2 separate regions of the Mus musculus genome follow, and region 1 is linked to region 2. A link is a loop called in an ENCODE intact Hi-C map of the cell type or tissue named here. Cell type or tissue: left cerebral cortex. All regions are shown on one strand.

What was found. Peaks named below come from ENCODE experiments on the same cell type or tissue, not always from the same donor. Only the 100,000 strongest peaks of a DNase experiment are listed, where the experiment ranks them.
Region 1: a loop joins it to region 2, with 2.5 times the contacts of the local background. A loop is called at or near these places in 24 of 42 quality-filtered maps.

What each region holds. Positions count from the first base shown.
Region 1 is chr16:89,751,942-89,759,941 of GRCm38, reverse strand. No RefSeq gene overlaps it. Among named protein-coding and RNA genes, the nearest start is that of Gm35500, 37 kb to the right of the region's middle. In left cerebral cortex, no CTCF peak of the experiment used is centred here; DNase peaks (open chromatin) are centred at 2,355 and 3,381.
Region 2 is chr16:89,521,155-89,529,154 of GRCm38, reverse strand. No RefSeq gene overlaps it. Among named protein-coding and RNA genes, the nearest start is that of Krtap7-1, 17 kb to the right of the region's middle. In left cerebral cortex, a CTCF peak has its summit at 4,067 (motif pointing right); DNase peaks (open chromatin) are centred at 399 and 4,078.

The DNA.
Region 1 (8,000 bases), 230 kb before region 2:
ACCACCACTAATACAACTTATAGAAGAAAGGGTTTATCTGGCCTTAGAGTTTGTTATGGTGGTGAAGTGTGCCAGCAAACAGCAAGGATGGTGGCAGGCCCTGGATGCTGCCGACTCATACCTTGAACTTCAAGCAAACCACAGAGGGAACAAAGCTGAGCTCTTAAAGTCTCCCTCCAGTGGCATACTTGTTCCAGCACAGCCATACCTCCTAAGCCTCCCCACCCCACCCCACCCCACCGTCCGAGGAGCACATGTTCCTGTCCTTGAGACTATGGGGGGGGGGAGGCATCTCATTCAAACTACCTGTGATGATTTGAGCCCTCCACAGGCTCAGGTGTTTGGCTACTTGGTCCCCAGCTGGTGGAACTGTTTGGGAAGGATTAGGAGGTGTAACCTGGTCAGAGGTGGTGAGTCATTTGGGGTGGGCTTTAAGGTTTCAAAAGAGTTGAGCCATTCCTAGATTCCCCAGTGGGGAGCCCGATGTGAGTTCTCTACCATTCCCCTTTCTCTGCCGCCATGGACTCCAATGCTCTGAAACTGTAAACACAATTAAATGCTCTTTTCTTTTTTAAATAAGCTGCTTTGGTCATAGGGTTTTGACACAGCAATAGAGAAGTAACTAAGACACCACCAGTCTCTTATTCTTAAAACAAAACAAAAACGCACACATTTTCTTTGCTCCTTAACTCTCTGCTTAGATTCCCTACTTCCCACCCCCACCCCTTATCCTCCCCCCCATCCCCCTCTCCCGCTGAAGGACTGTTTTTCTAAGCTAGCTTGTCCATCCCATTAATGTAGAAATCCTTAGCTTTCCAGACAGCGCTGTAGGCAAAGCAGAATATTGTGTAGAAAGATTCTAGGACTGAAACTGATGTATTTATGCGATCGAAAGATGTTCACGCAAAAGATGTTCATGATTTGTGTTCACACACCCTACATCTTTAGGGATCAGTTACAATGCCCCCCCCCCCTTCACATCTTAACAAGAATCATTGTGTTTCTGACATGGTTCTATTTCAACGCTACCCACCTCTGCCTCCAAGCTTTGGGAGACGTTTCCATCAATCTCAGTTCTCTTCTGCTTATCAGAATTTGGAGTTCTGGTAAACCTTTGGGTCCTTGGATGTGCTATCAGCTCTGATTTTACATGGTGCACTGATCTGCTAAGCTTTATGACCCCTTTCTTTTATCCTTTTCTTTGCTCTACCAGTAAACCTTGACCTACAGGTAACTTCTGCCACTGGTAGCTCTCAGCCGGCTTAGCAGCCACCGGCTCTCCTCTTCCATGCAAAAGAACCCGAACCTATGGCAATGCAGTGAGTCCGCTGTGCCCTGCGCCGTGCTCATGGAGGGTCCACGGAACCACAGTGGATCCAGCAACCATGTGATATGACCTCAGATGGACAGGATGAGTGTTCAGGCTGGATCCTTGAGGATGGGGAGGAAGGAGAGGAAGGGAATGAGAGCGAGAGTGAGCGAGAGAGAGAATGAGCCAGAGAGTGTAAGAGAAAGCAAGAGTGAGAGAGAGAGAGAGAGAGAGAGAGAGAGAGAGAGACAGAGAGAGACAGAGAGAGAGAGAGAGAGAGGGAGAGAGGGAGAGAGAGCATGCCAGTGATCAGGAACAACAGTGGCACATTGTCTCCAGGATAAGCTTCCTTAGTTGTTCTCTTTTTTTTGAACTTCACTCAAAACCTGGGGTGGGTTAGGAGACTCTGGCCTGGTTTGCCTCCCATGGGTGAGGAGAAGGGACGGTATCTTTGGTGAGAAGAGCCGAAACCCACTACCGGGAGGAAGAAGCCCTTCCTCAGCAGGGCACAGGGCTTCTCCCTTCCTCAGCAGGGCACAGGGCTTCTCCCTTCCTCAGCAGGGCACAGGGCTTCTCCCTTCCTCAGCAGGGCACAGGGCTTCTCCCATGACTAAGTGAGATGGGACTCAGCTTCTGGGACTGTAGGGCTGGAACATTTCTAAGTTGTTTTTTTTTTTTAAAGATGAGATGAAAAAAATTTTTTTCTTGTTTGCTTTTGTTATTGATTTGAGTTTCAAAAACAAGTTTTCCTGAGGCTTAAGCCCAGCGGTACTTGGAATAAGAACCACGAGAGAAGAGGGGCAGTTCGTAGAGGCTTCAGCAGGCTCTCAAGCCCCCCCCTTTGAAGATTTTATTATCTTTCATACAACTTCATTTTCAGAGAGTTGAAGAGAAATTTGCATAATTTTATACATAAATGCTGTAAAGTATGATGGGAAAAGCTTGCTCCTTTGAGTTGGAAATGTTCATAAACTCAGACTTTCTTCCTGGCAGTCATTCTCTGTAAAATATGGAAATGACCGTGTCTGTCTGGCAGGGCAGTTGAAAAGCGCACATGGCTCTCTAGGCACAGATGGAGCCTTTCATAAACGTTAGCTGTTTAGTCCCACTGTGAGTTTCTGTGGATGTTTCTCCTTATCGTGAATCATATGTTCTTTCCCTGTAATGAGTTCAAAACCACTTCTCTTCCCTTCGAGTTTATTTTATTTATTTAATTTTATTTTTTGCTTTGGAGCTGAGGGTGGTGGTGAACTGAATCATAGGAGTCAGACTTTATCCCCAGGTTTCTGTCACAAAGTCACGGCCATCTTTCCCTTTGATTGTAGAAGAGACAGGGTGTCTACCTAGTTGTCAACAATTATCCCCGATGGCCAGAGTCAGCTGCAGTTGAGGGCGAAATGAAATCCTCAGTGGGTCTGAGTCTTGGTTGGAAGCAGAGTCCTCAGGTTAGGAGGGAGAGTGTGAGTGAGCAAAGGGGAAGCCATGTCTGACGTATGAGCGGCAATGGGTAGAAGCAGTTTGTCCCTTCGCAGCTTCCGTACTCTGATAAGTTTTCTTTCTTCCACTGACTGTTCCTCTGGAAATTTACCAACGAAAAGAACCTTCCAGATCTTTCAGTGGGACTGAAAACGGAGACTGTCATGAGATAAACAAGATGCCATTTACTGAGGACGGCAGACAGAGAGAAACAACAGCAAATGATGTTGGCACGCAGAAGGGAAAGAAAGAGCAGATTCTGTGAAACGCAGGAAGCATCCTTTCCCCCAGCCAGAGTGGGAGAGGGAGCAAGAGCATGGGAGGTAGAGCATGGGCATCGGCGAGAGTCTCACTCCCAACGTGGACTCTTTCCTAGGCTCTCTGATTTTCCTATTAAAAAAAAAAAAAAAAAAAAAGAAAAGAAAAAGAAAAAAAAAAGAAAAAGATTAACACCTCATATGGGGCTCGTGTGAAGATTAAATGAGAATATCAAGTACACTGGAGTGATTCGAACAGATGACGTTGCAGTTCGTATGTTAATGGAGTCAGTAATGTATGTGCAGGTGCTGGGGACATGGCTCAGTGGTTAAACTGCTTGCTTTGCAAGCATCAGGACCAGAGTTAGGATTCTTGGAATCCATGGAAACACCACTTGGGTGTGGGGCATCACTTGTGATTCCAGCCCTGTAAGCTGGAGATCGAGGGAACGCTCCCCCCAATTCCAGCAAGCTGGCTGGCAATACTAGCAATATCAGCAAACTCTGAGTTTGATTTGAGAGATCCTGCCTCACTGAGTAAGGTGGAAGAGGCATGCAGGAGTATTCAACCGTGGGACTCCACATGGAAGCTTACACGTACACACGTGTATGTGCACACACACGTGCAACACACACATACACCACATGCATGTGGACAATGGAAAATACGTTCAAAATCTTATCTGAAAAATTTTAAATTAAGCTTTTATTATAGGTAACTGTGTAATAAATAATCTTGTTAATTGTGTTATGATAATACTGCCACTCAAAGTGTAATAGCAGAAAAGAAACCAAACCATACCAAACCCGTGGTCTCTGAGGCCACAAAGATGTCAGCATCTTACGGTTAGTTACTGAGAGGTTTGAGAGAGGTGGCAGAACTCGCTGAATTTCAGTGTTTTATCCATACAGTAGAGATGGCAAGCTATGGCTTTCAGCATTGCAGGAAGATTACAAAACAGCTCATGAAAATTGCTTTGCATATGGTAAGCAATAAACCCCAATGCTATGCCTTTTTTGTTACTATTCTGAGACTATTATTACCCTGTCAGAATTCATAGCTATCCCAGAATATAGGATCTAAGAATCTCACAGGGATAATATAGGAGTCATGTTATATTCATTATACTATATGATAGGCAGACATGAAAGAGAACCTGATGGATATTTAGTTTGGAGCCCAGCTCCCCAGTGTCCACGGTAAGTAGGATGTGTGAACTGGCTATCTTGCTATCTTGAATGGAATGGACGTTCTGTGCTACGTGCCCTTCATCTTCAAAAAGTTTTTATATTGAGCTTAATGCCCCCCCCCCCTCACCGGCAAAGGCCACGGTTCTAGGTCCCAGTGACAATTCCTGGTGTTCTCTTAGGCACCTGGGCACAGTCAGCACTCGGGGATAGATCCTCAGTGAACAATACATGGACGAGTGAGATAAGAAACAAGAACTGTTTGACAATATTGGTCTTTATTCTATAGGCACATTTTGTGTGTGTGTGTGTGTGTGTGTGTGTGTGTGTGTGCACATGTGCGCACACACACGTGTGGTGCTGTATCAGTCACGGTACAGGAAAGAAAGCAGGACTATTGTGAGTTTTATAGAGCTTGAGAGTTATTAAAGGAACAAAACCATGCATGGTTGTGGGAAGAGATGGACAGGCATGGGAAGGAGGGTTTTGGGGATCAGAGGAAGGCCACTGGCGCAGCGAGCTAGTACAGAACTCACAAGGAGTGCGGAAAGGCATATGTTAGCTGCAGAGGTGGGGTGGAGAGCAGGCTGGTTTGGGCTAGATGGACCAGTTCCTGGGCACATGTTTGTGCAGCTGTTTCAGATGCTGGTCAGTTCTTGCCATAGTTCTCCAGAGAAACACAGCCAACAGCACAGCATTTCATTAACTAATTCACCATAGAGGACTTAAGTGGCTCGTGTGACAGTGCTGGCTGGGAAAATCTGAGATTCAGGGACTCAATGACATTGACAAGGTCTGTGGGAGACTTCTCTCCTCCTTAGAGATGCCAATCTCCGGGCTTAGTTAAGGCCTTCAGCTGGTTGCATAAGGCTGACCCACATTATGGAGAACAACCTGGTGCCGTCAAAGTTCAGTGATTGCAATGTCAATCTCAGAGCCCTGGGAATTCCAGGAGACAGGCAGAAATAATGTAAAATTACACAGTCTGCTCTATTAACTTCACGGCCATGCACCTTCTTAGCTCACACTTAATGTTCTACCGTGATGCAACCATACCTCATACACCCTGTCCAAAGTAGAAATGCATTATTTATCATTTAATCCATGTCTAGGTGGTAGTATTCCACTGTAAGCCTTATTATATTCTTTCTATCTTTTTTTTAATCTTCTAATTTAAATAGGAAGATAGCAAGGCAGACCATAAAACATAACAGGTAATAATAGACCCTAGCATAGTGTGCGTGGGGGGAACCATGGGCTTGATATACCCACAATGTTACCAGGCCCAAGTCTGAATTCCCCATGCACAGAAGGCCAGCTCACTCTAGAGATAAGACATTGGGGAGAGAAAGGCAACTTTATTCAGAGGAACTGGACATTGTTGAAGATGCAGGACTCTTGTCTTGGGGGGTCTTTTTTTTCCTGCAGATGGCTGATGGGTGATCCCAGACTGGTGGGCAACCCCTCAGTGTCTGAGGCAGCTGCTGCTGGACACTTGTTCCTAACCTAAGCATGAGACCATTAGAATCTTAGCATCACAGGAACAAGCATGATTCTTTCCACAGGCAGTATTTGTCAGTGACTGGACGGTCCACATGTGGCTCCTGGATTTTATCATGGACAGCAGGAAGTGGCTCGGTGCTCTGAGGCCCACTTTCTGGTTGTCGAATTTATGGGGATGAAAGACAACCCCCTTAATGCTCAACTCACAAGCACTCCTATCTAGTGAGGAGAGCACCAGTCAACAGGGCCAGTCTTTGTTTCTGTAGATGCTCAGGTGGAACTAGCTATGTATCGTTTCTGCCTTCCCCTGCCTGATCTGCATGCTGTACAACGACTCCGGCTTTTAGTCTTTGCTATTGTGACCAGCTGTAAGATAGTTGATACAAAATACTCTGCCTCAGCTGCTTCTCCACCCCCATTGCCAAGAGGCTATCCAACTGTCCTGTCAGGGCACTGCTAAGCATCTTGGCAAGGCTGGTGAATTCTGTGTCCTGAACTTGCCACGCCCCTGTCTGATACAAATGATTTCACAGGCTTGAATCAAGATAGTGTGAAGCTCTCTGCTGACTAATGAGAAGTTCTCAGAATCCGAAATCTTGAACCTGGCAGGCAGGAGTGGTGCAGGTGCGAAAGGCAATTCCCATGCAGGACAAGTATCTCTTCTAGTGAGAATGACTGACCCCTGTGTGTCCACTCCACTGCACGACTCTCTCAGGAATGGGGCTATATCAAACCTCCTTCCACATAGGAGTCTGCTGTAGGTGCATTGAACACTCAATGGATGGAGTTTTTTCTTTTTTTTTTTTTTTTCTGAGACAGGGTTTCGCTATTGTAGCCCTGGCTGCCCTGGAACTCACTTTGTAGACCAGGCTGACCTCGAACTCAGAAATTTGCCTGCCTCTGCCTCCCAAGTGCTGGGATAAAAGGCGTGCAGCACCACCACCTGGCTGGAGTTCATTTTTATTGAGGCCATTATTTTGATGTCCACCAATTCATCAGGCTGTTTTGTGTTCTTCCTCTCAGCCCCATGCTCCCAGAAATAAGATTCAGACTCAAAATATAGTTACGAATACCTTAGCCATATAGCTAGACTAGATCATAACTTAAAACAACCCATTTATTTTAATCTATAGCCCATTTATTTTAATCTACATTCTGTCACATGGATGTTGACCTGTGCTCAGGTACCATGTGTCTGTCTTGTCCCATCTTCCCAGGCTAATCTCCTGCCTGGAACAATCCCAGGATCCTTTCTGCCTCCCACATGTCCCACCTCCTATTTCCTGCCTTAGCTATAGGCCATCAGATTTATTATTGACAGGTGATACATCCATATAGACATAATATAGTCTCTCTACAGTTGGGCAAGGATGGGGGTGACATGAAGTAAGGCTGGGTGGATCTCATGTAACCCTGTGTAGCTGTGCCCTTCCTGTGGTGAGGCCTCTCTTCAGCAAAAGTCACGTAGAACCCAACATCTCCACACTATCTGTGCAGAAAGCGCTGCCTTTGTATCTTCTCTCAATCACTATCTTGTCACTATTTTTTTTTTAAATCATGTTCCTTGAAGGTAAGACCTTGTTAGTGAAGACCTCATACACAGGACTTAGAAGACTTAAGCTGGAAGGTCATATGGGGCCAGGTAAACTACTCCCGAAGTTTATTTGCTTTCTTCCTGAAACTCAAGGGTTCAGAAGGGTATATAGCCTGGACAACTCACATCCTGTCTATGAGGCCTGTGGGGGCTGGACCCTTCCACATGCTTTGACTGGGGTCATGGCTCTGGGTTTTCTGTTCTCCCAGCAGCCTCTGCCTGCCTTCCTGTCATCTTGAAATCATTTCCGAGCAGCAGAGCTGAACTTACCATGGTAGGTCAGGGCCGCTAACAGCAAAAATGTAGGCATAACAGGTCTGCTTAAGACACAGGTCAGGAGGTGACTCAGCTAACACCACGGTATTACAGTGCTTAAGGGAGGGGGGCCAGTGTCAACCTGAAGGGCAGGTATGATATATGTATACCAACCCTGGAAGTTACGGGTCCCTGGGGAACTCACTAGCTGACGATTGTCTATGTAATTAAACCTCCATATCTGTGGGTTCTATATCCTCAGATTCAACCAATTATGAACCATTTGGGGAAAAAAAGAACTGTGCCTGTCCCAAACATACTTGTATTATTTATGTGTGTCATCAGACCCTGAAGAGCTCAGAGTGACAACTGTTTCCATAGCACTGACCCTGTGTCAGGTGTGGCAAGTAATCTAGAG
Region 2 (8,000 bases):
GGCCATTCTCCCCGTTTAATATTATTCTTTTACACACACAAATACATATCTAACCACATACATACAACAATGTATATATATATATATATATATATATATATATATATATATATATATATATATACAATCAATGTAGTGTGGCTTACACGTATGTGTTTTGTGGGCTGCCGACTTGGCGCTGGATAACCCATTATGAGGCTCTTTCCTTTGGATAACTAAGGATCCTCCTCGCCGCAGTTGTTAACTGCCTGTAGCTCTTCATCTTGGGATGGGACCCAGTGAGGCATCTCTCATCCACGTTGTCATGACAGCTGGTGTTGTCTTCATTGAGGTCTTACTTAGGCATCCATTGTTGGTGAGATTTCTGCAGCAACAATGTGACATCTACACGACACAGTCTCGAAGCTGACATGGTCTCTGGCTCTTATAATCTTCTTGCATCCTTTTTGTGCTATCCCCTGAACATTTTTAGACTTATTTTCTGGGTGATGCTATGTGTTAGTATTCCTTCTATGTTCTGCCCAATGGTTACCTAGCAACAGCAGGGTAGGCCTGGCTTGCTATAAAAGGGGCTATTTGGCCTCTCTCTCTCTGCCTCTTTTCTGACCCTAACCCCTTCTTCTCTTTCTCCCCTTCCCCTTCCCCCTTCTCTATGTGTTCCTGGCTGGCCTCAGCCTCACCTTGCCTTGCCCGTCCCCCTCCCTTCCCCCTTCCCCCCTCTCTGTCTGTCTGTCTGTCTGTCTGTCTCTGTCTCTCTCCCCATTCTGTCTTTCTCTGTCTCTACTCCTTTGTCAACTCCTCTACGCATCCCCTAAATAAACTCTATTCTATAGTATATTCATTGTATGGCTGGTACCTCACAGGGAAGGGGTGCCACAGCATGGGCCCACGGAAACACCCCTCCCACCTCACCATACCATGTCCTACAAAACATATAATTGGCTTTTTATAAAACACGACACCAGGGACTGAAGCCAGGGCACTGCATATGCTTTGAAGTGTCCTGCTATTGAACCATACTCCCATCCTTGCACTTTTTATTTAATAATATTTTTATTCATTCTTTGAAAATAACTTTATGTATTTACTCAATGTATTTTAATCACGTCTCTCCATGATTTAATTTCTCTAACACTTCGTTATGCATTCTATTCCTATACCCTTTCTACCTTTCTACATTTTTTTTTGACAATAACAACCCCCTAAGTCCAATCAATACTGTATGTAAGTGTTGGGCCATTCACTGGGGCAAGGACATTCTGCCACTTGCCATATATCCAAAGAAGAGGGACTTTTCTCTTAGTGGCCACTGGTCTCATTAGATCCTCTTCAAGGCTGGGGGTCCCTGGATCTTATTTCCACTCTTGCAGAATTCTGACAAATTGCCAGTGTTTCATCCTCTTCCTGGCCACTCCACATCCATGTGCTCCCGTGCCTCTTAGCTCTCCTCTGTCAAGGCACCGGTCACACTAGCATCCCTTGGCTGCTTTCAGGTACAACACACCCTATTATCCCTGTTCCCAGGTAAGGTTGACAGTCTCTGTCAGCTTTTCAAGGCTCATCCACATGCCTCAGCTAGTTCATCCAAGCAGCCACCAGTAACTCAGAGGTAGATGTTTTTCTCCTCTGAAGGAGGGATCTGCCTCTTTCTAGTTGCATAACACTTTATTGGAAGTTGACGAACCCACAGCAGGAAATCAAAGGAAAAATGCCTGCAAGCATTGCTTTAAAGAGTTCATGATATAATTAGGGGCAAGAAAAGGCATAAGGAGCACCCTTGTTAGAGCCCTGGTTCACAGATCCACTGGCGGAAGCCAGAGGTAGGCAGGCAAATCTCTTCCAATGGCTTCCAGCTACTGTCTTGAGAGTGGCGATGCTTACCTGGATCTCAAAAGCAGAGCTTGTTCAAGAGAACACGGAATTCTGCTAAGTGGGGTCAGAAGAATTTCAGAGTAGGAGACGACGTCAGTAACAATCTCACTTGCCTGTTGCACATAACAGAAGTGTGTGTGTGTGTGTGTGTGTGTGTGTGTGTGTGTGTGTGTGTGTGTTGTGCGTGGGAAAGTTTCCTGGGTCAGATTACTGAAGGATTTATCAGACAATGAAGTTCAAACTTCAGCAGTGATGAGAAATCTAGGGGAGAATGGACAGGGAAAAACAGTAGAGATGCTAACACTTTACTGAGATTGACATGAGAAATCACAGAACGAGAGTGAAGATGAAGTTGGGAATAATTACCAGCCAATTTGATACTGCAAAAAAAAGAATGATTTCTAATCATTTTCCAAATCCGTATTTGCTATTTCTTTACCAAAAAGCGAAAAGGAGGAAAGGTTTCCTTTTCTTGTCCAGTGATTTCGAGGCCACACAGTTTGGTTCCTGTTTGAACAGTTGATAGCTCGAATGTGAACATGCCTTTCAAACGGAAGCATTTCTGTGTTGAGCCTTTGTGTGCTTTAGGTATCAGAATGCTTTACAAGTTTTATATCATGCTGAAAGAAAACGAGAGCACAAGACACTGCATTCCCTAAATAACAGTTTGAAGGAGCATGAATGACACGAAGCGTGTTATGTAAACTCTGTAAAATTGCAGCATATTGTCATGGTGCCCGTTGCTTAATCAGCTTTCCCATTGAGAAACAGGTGAGACACTGATTCTGGGAACTATTAAAAAGCTAAAACGATTGCTTTTTTAATTACAATGTCACATTGCTATGCCCACTGAACTGTGTGCTGTGTATATATGAATCTGCTTGTGCATGTGTTTGTGTGTGTGTGTGTGTGCACATGCATGTGTTATACATGGATGTGTGTGTGGGCACACATGCACGTGTGTAGATAGATGGATGTGTGTGCAGGTACATGTGCACACGTGTGTGTATACATGGATGTGTGTGCAGGTACACGTGCACTTGTGTGTATATACATGGATGTGTGTGCAGGTACATGTGCACGTGTGCATATACATGGATGTGTGTGCAGGTACATGTGCACGTGTGCATATACATGGATGTGTGTGCAGGTACACATGCATATGTAAGCCAGAGGCCAGCAATGCCTTTGTCTATTGCTTTCCACTTGAGTGTCTGGGAGAGGATCTGTCACTAAGTACAGATACCACTGTCCTGGCAGCATTAAATAACCAGTGAGCTCCAGGGATCAACCAGTCTCTGCTTTCCCAAACCATGACAAGTGTTTTTTGTTTGTTTGCTTGTTTGTTTTGGTTTGTGTGTGTGTTGTGGACCTTCAAGTCTTTAATCCTTAAGTGGCAAGTGCTTTACTGACTGAACTGAAAACATGCAAGATGACTTTTACAAGTTAAAGAGTGGAATAACACCGAAGGAAGGGCTGTTTATCAGATGAACCTTTGTTCATATATGTGCAAATAAAGTTGTTGCAAAATGAGCACTGTGAAGCTTTTACAAACATCTTACAAGGTCCATTCCTCATTAGTGGTAGCGATACAGATTAAGGGGATATAATCTTTCATTCAGCAGGAAGCTGCTGATTTCAGTATTTCAGTCTACACAAATCAGCCTATTCTTCGGAACAATGATTTAATTGTTTATTCCCATGTGACATAACCTCTACTTTGACTTAGTCTTCAAGTAAGAGGGTGTGGATGCATAAAACTTGATCATGAAGTACTGACTTCATCTTTTTGTGCCCATACTATAAACAAATGTTTTTTACTAATGTTTGGTCATTTTATTTTGTAAGTCATAAGTGTATAGCTCTCTAATTTTAAAAAGTTTACCCTCTAATTTATATCTGTCTCAATTTAAATATTTTTAATAAAATAATAAAAATCCTCAGTACCGTCAGATTCTAATTATTCACATAGCATAAAAACACCAAAGCAGGGAAATTTCCCTCTATTATTTTACAGGTATGAGTGGTAACAAACACATAGGAAGTCAAAATGCCAAGGGCAAGGAGAAGAGATTTAACCCAAGGCACTCAAGCATTATTTTTTGTGTGTGAAAATATTTTATTTTTACTTTTAATTAAGTGTATATGTATGTGTCTGAGAATAGGTTTGTACCTACATATCAGTGCAGTTTCCATTGAAGCCAGAAGAGGGCACCAGATCTTTTAGAGCTGGAGTTTCAAGCCACTATGAACTGCCCAAAGTGCTTGGGACTGAACTTGGGTTCCCTATAACAGCAGTATACGTTCTCAACCACTGAGCATCTCTCCAGCCTTAAGGGTTCTTGACATCAAGCCAAGTAACTAATGCTATTGTGGGATGGAGAGATGGCTCAGCAGTTAGGAGCACTGACTGCTTTTCCAGAGGTTCTGAGTTCAATTCCCAGTGGCTCCAACCATCTGTTATGGGATGCAACATCCTCTTCTAGTGGGTCTGAAGGAAGTAACAGTGTACTCACATACAAAAATTTTTTTAAAAAAGTGATGCTATTATTCTTATTAAAATCTATTATCAGAAAATTTAAACTTACACAAAACCAGAGAAGCCAGTAATGAAACGCTTTTCCCCAAACCCATGTTTCTCTCTTTTCTTCGTGCGCTCAGCCTGTGCCGAGGTTGGCTAGTGAGGATGCTCGAGGTAGCCGTCTGCCGTTTTGCTCTGAGCTGGGCTGAGGAGCGGATGGAGTCCTGAGTGGATGTGTATTATTGACACGAGCACAGCCATATTAAAGACTTGATGCCTCAGAGTCATGGGAACGGCAGGACCTTCCCTGGTCCAACTGTAGATATTGATGATCGGTAGCTGTTTAGTTCAAGCCAGCACCTGCAGAAAGTACTGCTACCTCTTCCTCTCTGACTGACTACAGCCCTGAACAGCTTTCTTCCACAGACCCCGACCAATATCAGCTAGCTAACCTACTTCCTGTTTATGCTGTATGTGATAAACTCGCTGATTTTTCTGGGTTGCTGCTAGTGTGTCTCCATCTGCTTGCATGGTTCACCTGACCCCTGCTTGGCATTAATTTTGTCTGACGTTGTTTCATCCCCCACTGGTCCCATCAGGTGAAGTTCAAACTCTCACGGGTGGCATCCCGGTGATTCCATGGTTGGGCTACTTTTAGTGTAAGGGCATCCTGCTTGTGTGGCGCTTGCTCCGCCTCAGATCGGGACTCTGCCATCCCTCCTGTCCCCCAAGCAAAGCTCTTCTTTCCGTACAAGCCAACATGAGGAGGTCATGTGACTGGGGGATGGGACAGTTAGCTACTCAGCTGTTAGTGCAGAGGCATTTAATCGGCAAAGCTAGGAAATCTTACTTCTTTTAAAAGGGGAAAATAAGCAATGAACTTTTTCTTGATAATTGTAATTCAAATTCAAGAGGTTTTACTTCACCTACTGGAACGTCTATGTTTTTTTTTTTTTCAATCTTAAGCTCAAGGATTTCGTTTTAATTTGCATTATCTTACAATGTAGCCTATGATAGTTTCAAAGTATCAAAAGCATTTTCATGATGAGCAGTTATGAATAGTGTGTAGATTCATTTTAGGGTGCTGTCTTTAGGGACACAGCCAAATCCTGTGCTTTAGAGTCACTTCAAGTGGCCCAAGTTAGCACCATCAGCTTCAAACTTAAATTCTTTCCACATAGTTCACAAACCATTTATCTTTGTTCTGGTTATCATGTATTAAATAAATATATATTTATATATCAATTTATATATTATATTACTTATATTTATATAATATATTAGACTTATAAATATTTAATATATAAATATATAATATATTACACATATAATATATATTACTGGGGTTTAGAGTGGCATTTTTATTCCCATATCAAACTTGGTCTCCATTTTATCTGTCTTTCTCCTGACAAGCTTCCCAACGGTGAGGGTTCATTTTTACATTTATTTTATCTCTCTATCTCTCTATCTCTCTATCTCTCTATCTCTCTATCTCTCTATCTTTCTCTCTATCTATCTATCTATCTATCTATCTATCTATCTATCTATCTATTATTTATGTGTGTGTGTAGGTACTTCTCAGCACATGTGGGCACACAGATCTCAGGAGAAGATATTAGACAATTTCTATAACTCTCTACTTTATTCCTGTTTTTATTGATGGATAGTTGCACCACCATGCCCTCCCTGTTCTCCCAACCCCTCGCAAGCCCCTCTTTCACTCCCTCTCAAATTGACGGCCTCTTTTTAATTATTACTGCATACACCTGCACACACACACACACACACACACACACACACACACACACACACACACACGTCTTATTTATTTAAAAATATTGTTTATTCTTTGAATATGTTTATTCTTTTATATTTGTTTACAATGTATTTTGATCATAAGTATTTCCTTGCTCCTCTGTTTCAAGTCCTTATAGGCTCCAAAGGCTCTCCCACTTTCATATCCTCATGTTTTAAACATTCTGAGGTTAGTCAAGGCTTCCAGTGTGTGTATATGGGTGTAGGGCAATCAATCGACCAGGGATTCATCCCTGAGGAAAACCGACTCTCTGTCCCTCTTTGTCGCATATCAATTGTTCCCCAGCTGGGGGTGGATCTTTATAAACCCTGTCTCCAGCCATGTTGTAATTGTGATTGACATGACCTAAACAAAACCATAGCATCTGCAAGTTCGTGTACGTGATAGACTTGTGGTCTATGGAGAACAGTGCTTAACTGCTCTCTTCCTTTGAAACAGCATTTCCAACTGAACCAGAAGCTCACTGTGTCTGATCAGGCTGGGCTGGCCAGCTCTCCACTCCCCCAGTGCTGGGACCCAGGTGTGCCCAGCCTTTGTGTGGTGCTGAGCTTTACTGTCCGGTTCCTTATGTTGGTACCAGTATCTGAGCCTCATCCAACCTTCGTGAATCACTGTTCTACAGACCAGGGGTTTCTAGTTTCAGGTTGAAAAATGTTTTTAACTTTAAATAATATTACATGGTTCCAAAATAAACACAGAAAATGAGACACACTCTTCGTCTCTGTGTTCTCAGTCCTTACGACTGGTTTTTGACTTGCCGGTCTGGTTCTGCTGTTTCTTTTAAAAACCGTAGGAAACTATGGATTGCTGTTTTCATTTCAAACTCACAATGTTGTGAAATGTGATGACGCAGTGTGTGCCTTTTCATGGAGAAAATTCTGGATGTAACTCCCTGTTATTACACGGAGAGCTTCCTTTATTCAATTTGGTTGTTGGCTCCACGTAGAGTACCATGGCCACTCTCTTCCAGATGGGTGTGAGGGCTGGGTTTTCCCTCCTCATGTAGCCTGTAGCAGAGAGCTCTGTGAATCTGTCTGCTCTAATTCCTGCCCTCACATCTTTGGTGTATGCATTTAGCTGCAAACCTCCAAGTTGAAACGTAATGCATTCAAAACATAAGTGCATTTACCATTCTGCTAGATTTGAAAGTTGCCATCAGCGGAGTGAGGCCATTTTGCCTTGTGGCTACTGACAAATGAGTCATTCATGGGCGTTAAACAGCAATGTCTACTGTCAAAGACAGATGAAGTTAACATCATGTTAAGTAACAGATGAAGTTAGCTTCCTTTGGCCACCATGCTTGGCTGACAATTTAGTTCCCCCTAACACTACAGTTTACCACTTTAATTTGTTCTTTTTGATCGAGGCCAGCATCTCGGCTCTCCTTGTGTCCCTGATTTGTTCCTAAGACTGAACCTTAGGGATTTACAGTCGTCTTTGTCTTCTTTCTGAAATAGTGTTTGCTATAAAAAGAATTGTAATAGCTAAGTAGCAACCAGCTCATGTGACCTGACTCAAGCCGTATTGTATTCTCCATTTACTGATGCTGGCAGACTGGTCTGTTCTAATTTGTATGGTCATTCCGGCTGCCTGTGTTCTACTCCTGCCCCTCTATTCAAGGGTTGTGTGACCGCCTATGAATTACTTCACCTCAGTCTCCTCAGCCGAAATGTGATATCAACTGTAGCACCTCACAGTGACTTGGCAAAGATTATCACAAAGACTGTACCCAGAGTCCTTAGAGGCGTGCCAGGTATTTTGTCACAGATGGATTCCTTTGCTCCACTTGAG